2 separate regions of the Homo sapiens genome follow, and region 2 is linked to region 1. Evidence: read pairs that join two places in POLR2A ChIA-PET (ENCODE). Cell type or tissue: Caco-2. All regions are shown on one strand.

Evidence for each region. Peaks named below come from ENCODE experiments on the same cell type or tissue, not always from the same donor. Only the 100,000 strongest peaks of a DNase experiment are listed, where the experiment ranks them.
Region 2: POLR2A ChIA-PET joins it to region 1 with 6 read pairs; 3 of 35 experiments call an interaction of 5 or more read pairs at or near these places.

The regions. Positions count from the first base shown.
Region 1 is chr11:46,014,327-46,019,326 of GRCh38, reverse strand. All of the region lies in intron 6 of PHF21A (PHD finger protein 21A), which reads left to right. Among named protein-coding and RNA genes, the nearest start is that of LARGE2, 94 kb to the right of the region's middle. In Caco-2, no CTCF peak of the experiment used is centred here; no DNase peak of the experiment used is centred here.
Region 2 is chr11:46,142,217-46,147,216 of GRCh38, reverse strand. It overlaps the pseudogene FBLIM1P2. Among named protein-coding and RNA genes, the nearest start is that of PHF21A, 23 kb to the right of the region's middle. RefSeq lists an enhancer at 3,350-4,009. In Caco-2, no CTCF peak of the experiment used is centred here; a DNase peak (open chromatin) is centred at 2,956.

The DNA.
Region 1 (5,000 bases):
ATTTGACATGATACTTAATTTTGATGTGACTTTATTTGGAACTCAGATCCCAAGCTAATCAAAAAGTACCATTAAAAGCGACATTCTTTTCCCCTATCTTCTAGAAAGAATTAAAAAGCAGTTTCTTCTTTTCCTCTTTAGAGAAGATAAAGCGAAAAACCAATAACTGAGAAATTAACAGCCACAAAAGTTTGCAAATGGAGTCTGTGAGTTTCAAAGGCTCCAAATTAAAAAAAAAAAAAAATTAGATTAGGCTTCCAGAATGAGAAAGGCTTATTTTCTTCCCCCTTTCTTTTTCTTGCCTTATTTTGACCAAATGAGTTTGTCTTTAAACACAGTTTTAGCTTCTTACATGATGTGTGTGTTCTTGCTGCTTACGGTATGATACATTGATTTTGTCATAAAAAGTCTTGCATTGGATTGCATTACTCTGAGATGTTATTTTAGAAATTGGTGATGTGCATCTGTGAGAGCGTGTCATGGTATGCAGTAAGCAGTGCCATTAAGTGAGTTATCACCATCTGCTCCTACCTACAGTTATTCTTGGTACAGCATCATCATTTTTTCTACAACTATCAATTGCTATCTCTGTTTTCTTGAATTTAAAAAAAAAAATGTGTTGTCCATATCAGGATTTTGTTCATGTTTACCAAATTATCTTTTGCCAAGTCATGTGACATATGTACCTGTATGGAATCTCTTCCATATGAAATTGAGTCAAATAGGTTAGTGGGATTTAAAAGGCATTTAAATGGACACATAAATTATGCACAGACGGCTATTTCAGGATAGCTGTTTTCTCTGAATTGATGAGAGATGAAGTCTTTAGACAAATTTCTTTCAGTTTTAAGGAGATTCTTTTCTTTTTCCCCTATAGATTTTTCCCAACTGGCCAAATACACCAGAGGCTAAGTGTTAATACTATACTGTACATTCTCCTGAAAATGGTGCTGAGCTTGAGCCCAGACCTTCATGATGCGCAGCTAACAGATCATTGGGCATTCTGGGGAGGTACATTTTGATGCTTTTATAAGAAAGCTTTTGAAGCATAGGACACATTTTTTTTTTTTTTTTTTTGAGACGGAGTCTCGCTCTGTCGCCCAGGCTGGAGTGCAGTGGCGCAATCTCAGCTCACTGCAAGCTCCGCCTCCCGGGTTCACGCCATTCTCCTGCCTCAGCCTCCCAAGTAGCTGGGACTACAGGCGCCCGCCACTACGCCCGGCTAATTTTTTGTATTTTTAGTAGAGACGGGGTTTCACCGTTTTAGCCGGGATGGTCTCGATCTCCTGACCTCGTGATCCGCCCGCCTCGGCCTCCCAAAGTGCTGGGATTACAGGCGTGAGCCACCGCGCCCGGCCTAGGACACATTTTTTAACCCCTACAGCTAGTTAGAGTAATGAATTTAACCAAAATAATAAATTTTCATTTTGTGTTCCAATTGAGATTACAGAGTTGAAAAGGCAAAGTAATAAGAGCAATTTGGGTGGCTATTTACACTGTGCTTTGCTGTTTGATAGCCTTTTCTGTGGAACCTTGGTTTATTTCTAGGGGAAAGATTAGTTTTTCCTATCAGTCTACATATTTATCAAGAACAGTTTTTAGGGACAAAATCATTTGCATTTGATTTATGTAATCTTTGTTAATTTTGTAGAAATTTGGAAGAAAATATTATAGTGAGTAAAGATAATGACTTCTTTTCCAGTTTGGTTTTTTTGAGGAGATGAGGGAGGTGTTTTTTTTTTTTCCCCCTTAAGGGCAAATCCTGAACTGTAACTTATAAATATGGAGCTCTTCCTTGTCAGGAGTTTCAGCTTACAAATAGCTTCCTACCACCACAGGGAGACAGAGTGTTATCAGTCCACACACCCAAAGCAAGAAAAGAACACATCCAACTAGTATTTGCAAAGAGTAGTTTACAGTCTTGTTAGCTTTCAATATACTTTAGTATCTCCTACTTCTTTAGTCGTTCTGAGTGCTAAAAAAACAAATCTGATTTTTTCCTTTGCTAGAACTATGAGAAGATAGCAAATATGCCTGTTAAAAATTAATAGATGTAGGCCGGGCGTGGTGGCTCACGCCTGTAATCCCAGCACTCTGGGAGGCTGAGGCGAGCGGATCACCTGAGGTCGGGAGTTTGAGACCAGACTGACCAATGTGGAGAAACCCCGTCTCTGCTAAAAATACAAAAATTAGCTGGGTGTGGTGGCACATGCCTGTAATCCCAGCAACTCAGGAGGCTGAGGCAGGAGAATCGCTGGAACCTGGGAGGCAGAGGTTTCAGTGAGCCAAAATCACGCCACTGCACTCCAGCCTGGGTGACAGAGTGAGACTCCATCTCAATTAAAAAAAAAAAAATCCAGGTTAAACATTTTTAGTAAGAACACTACCTTGTGACTTCATCACATCAGGGCACATCATGTTGATTTGCCCCAGAATTGCTGATACAAATTTTGATCATTGGTTGAGGTCGTGTCTGTTTAATTTTTAAGTGCTATAGGTCTGCATTCTAGATGATAGAATCATGTAATGATTCAGTTCAGTTTACCAAACATTTCTGAGGGCTGCCAAGCTCCAGGTAGTGGGCTATAAAATCAGCAAGACCTAGTCTCCCCATGTTCTTAAGGTGCTGGCAGTATAGTAGAGGAGAAAAACATAAGCTACAAATTGCAGTGTAAAATAGATTATGTCATGTGCCATTTTAAAGTTGTACACGGGTGCTCTTTGAATATAGAGAAGGGAGATATTAATCCTGAGTAGGGGATTAGGGAAGGGTTTATGTAAGAAATGGTGTTTGATCTAGGTCTTCTAGAATGGGTAAGGTTTGGACAGGTAGGAAAGGTGTTGCATGAGAGAGGGAATAATTTAAGCAAAGGCAAAGGTACAGAGGCAGGAAAAAGCATTTTGAGTTCTGGAAATAGCAGATAATTCAGAGTGGTTGAAGGAATGGATATAATGGGAGGCGAAGTATAGTTGTTAAGGGCCTTAAATGCCTTACCTAAGAGTTTAGGGAGAAGACTCTGGGAAATTTTGAGTCATGAAATGACATGGTGATATCCCTTTTTGAGAAAGATTGTTCTACTAGCAAAAGGATCTACAGTCACACAAAGACATTTAGGTCAACAACAGACCACATATATGATGGTGGTCCCATAAGATTATAGTGGAGCTAAAAATTTTCTGTTGCTTAGTAGCCATCATAACTACTTGGTAGCGTAATACATTACTCATGTTTGTGGTGATGCTGGTGTAAACAAACCTACTGTGCTGCCAGTCATATAAAACTATAGCACATACAATTATGTACAGTACATATTTGATAATAATAAATGACTGTGTTATCAGTTTATGTGTTTACTTTTTATCACTACTTTAAAATATACTCCTTCTGCATAGATAGATAGATAGATAGATAGATAGATAGATAGATAGATGACTGTAAAACAGCAATAGCCTCGGGCAGGTCCTTCAGGAGGTATTTCAGACGAAGGCATTGTTACCATAGAAGATGACAGCTCCATGGATGTTGTTGTCTGTGAAGACCTTCCAGTGGGATAAGGTATAGAGGTAAAAGACAGTAATATTGATGATTGTGACCCTGTGTAGGCCTAGGCTAATGTGTGTGTTTGTGTCTTTGTTTTTAATTAAAATGCTTAAAAAGTTACAAAAAATTTAAATATTTAAAAATAGAAAACTTAAAACATAAGGATAAAAAAAGTATTTTTATACAACTGTACAATGTGTTTTAAGCTGTTATTACAAAGAGTCAAAAAGTTTAAAAATTAAACTTTATAAAGCAAAAAAATTACACTAAGCTAAGGTTAATTTATTATTGAAGAAATAAATTTTTAAAATCTCAAACTATAAGAATCCTAGAAGAAAACCTTGGAAATACTTTTCTGGAAATTGGCCTAGGCAAAGAATTTATGGCTAAGTCCTCAAAAGTAATTGTAACAAAAACAAAAATTGACATTTGGGACCTAATTAAACTAAAGAGCTTCTGCATAGCAAAAGAAACTATCAGAGCAAACAGACAACCTACAGAATGGGAGAAAATATTTGCAGTCTATGTAGCCAACAAAAGATTAATATCCAGAATCTGTAAGGAACTTAAATCAACAACAACAACAAAATAAATAACCCCATTAAAAAGTGGGCAAACAACATGAACAGACACTTTTGAAGGGAGACATACAAGCAGTCAACAAACATGAAAAAATGCTCAACATTGCTAATCATCAAAGAAATGCAAATCAAAAGCACAGTGATACCACTTTACACCAGTCAGAATAACTATTTTTTATTTTTTTATTTTTTTTTATTTTTTTATTTTTATTTTTTTTTTTTTTTGAGACGGAGTCTCGCTCTGTCGCCCAGGCTGGAGTGCAGTGGCGGGATCTCGGCTCACTGCAAGCTCCGCCTCCCGGGTTCACGCCATTCTCCTGCCTCAGCCTCCCGAGTAGCTGGGACTACAGGCGCCCGCCACTACGCCCAGCTAATTTTTTGTATTTTTAGTAGAGACGGGGTTTCACCGTTTTAGCCGGGATGGTCTCGATCTCCTGACCTCGTGATCCGCCCGCCTCGGCCTCCCAAAGTGCTGGGATTACAGGCGTGAGCCACCGCGCCCGGCCCCAGAATAACTATTATTAAAAAGTCAAAAATAACAGATGTTGGAGAGGCTATGGAAAAAAGGGAACACATATACTGTTGGTGGGAATGTAAATTAGTTCAGCCTCGGCCATTTGGAGATTAATGAAAGAATAAAAGTAAAACTACCATTTGACCCAGCAATCCCATTACTGGATATATACCCAAAGGAAAATACCTCAGTCTACCAAAAAGTACACTTGCACTTGTATGTTCATTGCCACACTATTCACAGTAGCAAAGACATGGAATCAACCTAGGTGTCCATCAACAGTGGATTGGATAAAGAAAATGTGGTGCATATACACTGGAATATTACACAGCCATAAAAAAGAACAACATAATATCCTTTGCAG
Region 2 (5,000 bases), 130 kb before region 1:
GCTGGGATTACAGGCATGCGCCCAGCTAATTTTATATTTTTAGTAGAGATGGGGTTTCTCCATGTTGGTCAGGCTGGTCTCGAACTTCCAACCTCAGGTGATCCTTCCACCTCGGCCTCCCAAAGTGCTGGGATTACAGGCGTGAGCCACCTTGCCTGGACCATTGAGGCTTTAAATATTGTCTGTACACCAATGACTCCCAAATTTTATCTCTATCCTTGTCTCTCCTCTTGCTGTACACCTGGCTATTCCACATCTCTACTTGGATATCTCAAGAGCATTCCAAAACTGAACTCAGGAGTTTATTCCCCCAAACTACTCCTTTTTTAGGGTTCTCAATTCAGTGATTGTCTTGCCAACCTCTGGTTGCTCAATGAGAATCTTGGGAGTCATCCTGGACTCCCTCCCCATGACTCCAGTATCCAATCCATTCCAAGTCCTATGGACTCTATGTCCTAAGTGTCTCAGGAGAGTATCCCTTTCTTTCCATCTCCACTGATCCCATCTCCCCAGAACTTCTGCAAGGGCATCCTAACTGGTTTCCCTGAATCCATGCTTGCCCTTAGCCAGCATGTTCTCTACAATATAGCCAAAATGATTTTCAGAAAGCAAATCTGATTATGTCACTCCCCTGTACGAAGATACAGCCACAAACTTGTTAAACACAAAATTATTTACCAAAAGAAAGAAAGGATGAAAAAACTTAAATATTCACAAATATCAGATTGGGCCAGGTGTGGTGGCTCATGCCTATAATCTCAGCACTTTGGGAGGCCAAGGTGGGAGGATCACTTGAATCCAGGAGGTCAAGGCGGCAGTGAGCTAGGACCATGCCACTGTGTTCCAGCCTGGGCAACAGAGTGAGATTCAGTCTCAAAAAAAAAAAAAATTAAGTAAGTAAAAAATACAGATCAGTCAGACACACTTAGTATATCCATTTGATGAGACAGTATGCAGTTATAAAAAACAAGTGTAGTTCCAGCAAATGTTAAGAATCAGATAAATGCTATTATTTAAAAATCTAGAGCAGTGGTGTCCAACGGAAATATAACATAAGCCTCATATATAATTTAAAATCCTTTAGTAGTCATGTTTTAAAAAGTAAAAAAAATTAAATTAATTTTCATAATGTATTTTATTTAATCCAATATTTCAAAAATTTAACATTTCAACATGTAATCAATATAAAAATTCTTATTGGGGTGTTTTATATTCTTCTTTCACACTAAGTCTTCAAACTTGAGTATTTTTTTTGTGGGGGGGCAGGGTTTGGTGTTTTTTTTTGTTTGTTTGAGATGGCGTTTCACTCTTGTTGCCCAGGCTGGAGAGCAATGGTGCAATCTCAGCTCACTGCAACCTCCGCTTCCCGGGTTTAAGAGATTAAACTCTCCTCAGCCTCCCGAGTAGCTGGGATTACAGGTGCCCACCACTATGCCCAGCTAATTTTAGTAGAGACAGGGTTTCACTATGTTGGCCAGGCTGGTCTCAGACTCCTGACCTCAGGTGATCTGCCCCCCTCAGCCTCCCAGAGTGCTTGGATTACAGGCGTGAGCCACAGCGCCTGGCTTGTACATATATATATGTGTGTGTGTGTGTGTGTGTGTGTGTGTGTGTGTGTGTGTGTGTATTTAAACAGTTATGCATTTATTTTCATGTGTAAGAAGACAACCATAACTGCCACGTGAACATGACTGTGTGGATACACAGTTCAGCACAAGGCTAAAGTCAGAAGTGAGTGAAAACAAAATAGCACGTTGATTTAAGTGAAATAACAGAACAGGAGGCCTTTGGTTATGATAAAAATTGTGGAGGTGGTCTGTGAATGCAGAAGTTCAGGGCTCACTTCTCCAGGCTTAGGGTGAGATGCTGTGCTCTGGACTGAAGCCCCTGGAGTTCTACAGAGAAGCTTGCCCAGTGCACGGCCCCTGTGACGTTCTCCCAGGAGCCTGTGGTACAGCAAGACCCCAGGGAGGAAAGCACATTCTGTTTAACTTGTCCATGCTCTGCAAAATGTCTTAGAAGTGATGAAGCAATGATGATGATTCTCTTTCAAAGGGAAGAAGAATCTTCTAGATGTGGCATTGAGGAGGCAGCGGTTACAAGACGGGCTGGGCTACAGGGCCCGAGTGGGTCTTGGGGTCATAACTAGGGGACTGAAGGGACATCTGTCCTGGAACCGTCCTGGAGAAGTGCTTGTGTGTGTTTGGGGGTGGGGTGGTGCATGGCCCCTGTCAAGGCTGCAGGAGGCACACTCGGCCCTGTGCCCAGCATGCAACAGGCTCTCACCCCATGCCTGCTGACTCACTACAGCACCCGGGAGGAGGTGCCAGAAGGCAGATTGGGGGCTGCTAACATCCCGGGGTATCTGTGGACCACCCTCTCCTCCTAGGCCTGGGCCCCAGCCCCACTTTAGCACCACACATTCCAGAGTGAGGAAGTCCAGGGCTGTGCCCCCAATGGGTCCCATTCTTGTACGTGTGCAAACCAAGGGGAGGTGTTTGCTATTACACTGCCTCCCCTAAATCCAAAGAATGTTGATTCCCATCATTTCAACCTTAACATTTTCTTTTCTTTTTCTTTTTCTTTTTTTTTTTTTTAATTTTGAGATGGAGTTTCACTCTTATTGCCCAAGCTGGAGTGCAGTGGCACGATCTTGGCTCACTGCAACCTCTGCTTCCTGGGTTCAAGCCATTCTCCTGCCTCAGCCTCCCTAGTAGCTGGGATTACAGGCAGCTGCCACCATGACTGGCTAATTTTTTGTATTTTTAGTAGAGACAGAGTTTCACCATGTTGGCCAGGCTGGTCTCGAACTCCTGACCTCAGGTGATCCACCCGCCTCGGCCTCCCAAAGTGCTGGGATTATAGGCATTAGCCACCGCGCCCAGCCAACTTCAACATTTTCAAAAGCACTTTTTTTTAATTTTTGAGATGGAGTCTCACTCTGTCGCCCAGGCTGGAATGCAGTTGTGCAAGCTCAGCTCACTGCAACCTTTGCCTCCCACATTCAAGCAATTCTCCTGCCTCAGCCTCCCAAGTAGCTGGGACTACAAGCATGTGCCACCACGTCTGACTAATTTTTGTATTTTTAGTAGAAACGGGGTTTCACCGTGTTGGCCAGGCTGGTCTTAAACTCCTGACCTCAAGTGATCCACCCACCTCGGCCTCCCAAAGTGCTGGGATTACAGGCTTGAGCCACTGTGTTCAGCCTAAAAAGCACTTTTTAAGGGACTTTGGAGTTTTTCCTCAAACAGCTCAACCGTGCAAAGCCATGCTGGTCTCAGCACCCCGACCAGACAGCTACAGTCAGCACTAGGGGTCCAATTGTCCCCGGCAGACTCCCCCCAGCTTTCCCCTGGAAGTGGGGTGGGGCCAGCAAGGAATTCTGGGGGCGACGCTCATGGTCCAGGAACCTTCTGGTGCCCAGAGGGTAAAGGAGGAGTGGAAGTTCTGACGGCGCTCAGCCCCACTGTGTCCTGGAAAGGCTGGGCCGACTTGCAGGCTGGTCCCCATGGAGGCTCAGAAGGAAAGTGTGCAAGAGCAGGTCAGGAAGGGAAACCAAGTCAGGAAAGGGCCCCAGCCGGGACTAGTAGTCCGCTCACTGCCTGACACCCGGCGGGCACTCTCAGCAGCACCCCGCAGCACTCTGCTTCAGGTGGCACGCCTTGCAGAAGAGATGGTTGTTGAGCGGGTAGCAGCCTTGGTCCGTGGGCTCAATAGACAGGAGGATCCTGCAGTCCTCATACCTGTAGCAATTTTCATGGAAGTTTCTTCCAGTGCACTCGATTTTGAAGGCATCTTTCCCATCCCGAGGAATGATGGGATTCTCACAGATGCTGCAGACGGGGGCAAATTTCCTGTAGAAGTCGTCCAGGCAGTACACCTCCTTCTGGCTGCCCGGGGCAAAGCTCTCATCCCCGCTGCACCGGGCGCAGGTCACACACGTGAAGCAGGCGGGGTGGAAGGCCTGGCCCGGGGCCCTGATGATGTGGTCCCGGACCACCTCGCCACACTTGCTGCACTTCTGCAGCGTGTCCTGGCAGCAGGGTTCGCAGAGGGGTCGCATATCCTTCTGATAGAAGCTCTGCCCAGCCAGCTGGCGGCGGCAGGTACGGCACGTGAAGAACTGGACATGGTACTGCCTCTTCATGGCCTCCACAGCCAGCTCCTGGGGGGACACAGTCTTATGGCAGAAGGCACGGATGTCTGTGGACGCCTCTCTCTCAACAGGCTCTGCTGGGGGAGGCGGCAGCTCTTTTTCCACGGGCCAGAGGGGATCCGGCCCAGGCTGGACTGAAGGTCTCTCCGCAGGGGCCTGTGGTGGGGGTGGGGACGGGGGCAGGTGCAGCTGCTCTAAGTCCGCAATAAGTGAGGCCCCCATTGGAGCAGGAGCCTCGTCTTCACAAGGCAGGAGCACCGGCGGGGGCGGTGAAGCGGGTGGGAGGAGGTCCAGGTGGGGAAGCACGTCCTAACCATCCAGGACAGGAGGAGGGGGTGGACACCCCGGGCTGCCCGCGCCCCGGCGGCTCCGACCCCTGTGTATTTTATACTTACAGCATATCTCAATTCAGACACTAAATTTTCATCAGAAATACTTATCTCTGAAGACTTAGGTTTTATAAAGTAAATTTACAGTTGAAAAGCAGATTCACATACCTACATTGTTCCAAAATACTTAAACGTTTTCCAGTAACTAAGTCAAACATCAGTTTTTAAGTTTAAATGTTAAAGATAAATAACATCGTCCAGGGAGAGTGGCTCATGCCTGTAATCTTAGCACTTTGAGAGGCCAAGGTGGGAGGATCACTTGAGGCCAGGAGTTCAAGACCAGCCTGAGCAACACAGCAAGACTCCATCCCTACAAAAAGAAAAAAGAAAAATTAGCCAGGCATGGTCGTGTGTGCTTTGTAATCCCAGCAACTTGGGAGGCTGAGGCGGGAGGATCACTCAAGCCCAGGAGATGGAGGCTTCAGTGAGCAATGAATGCACCACTGCACTCCAGC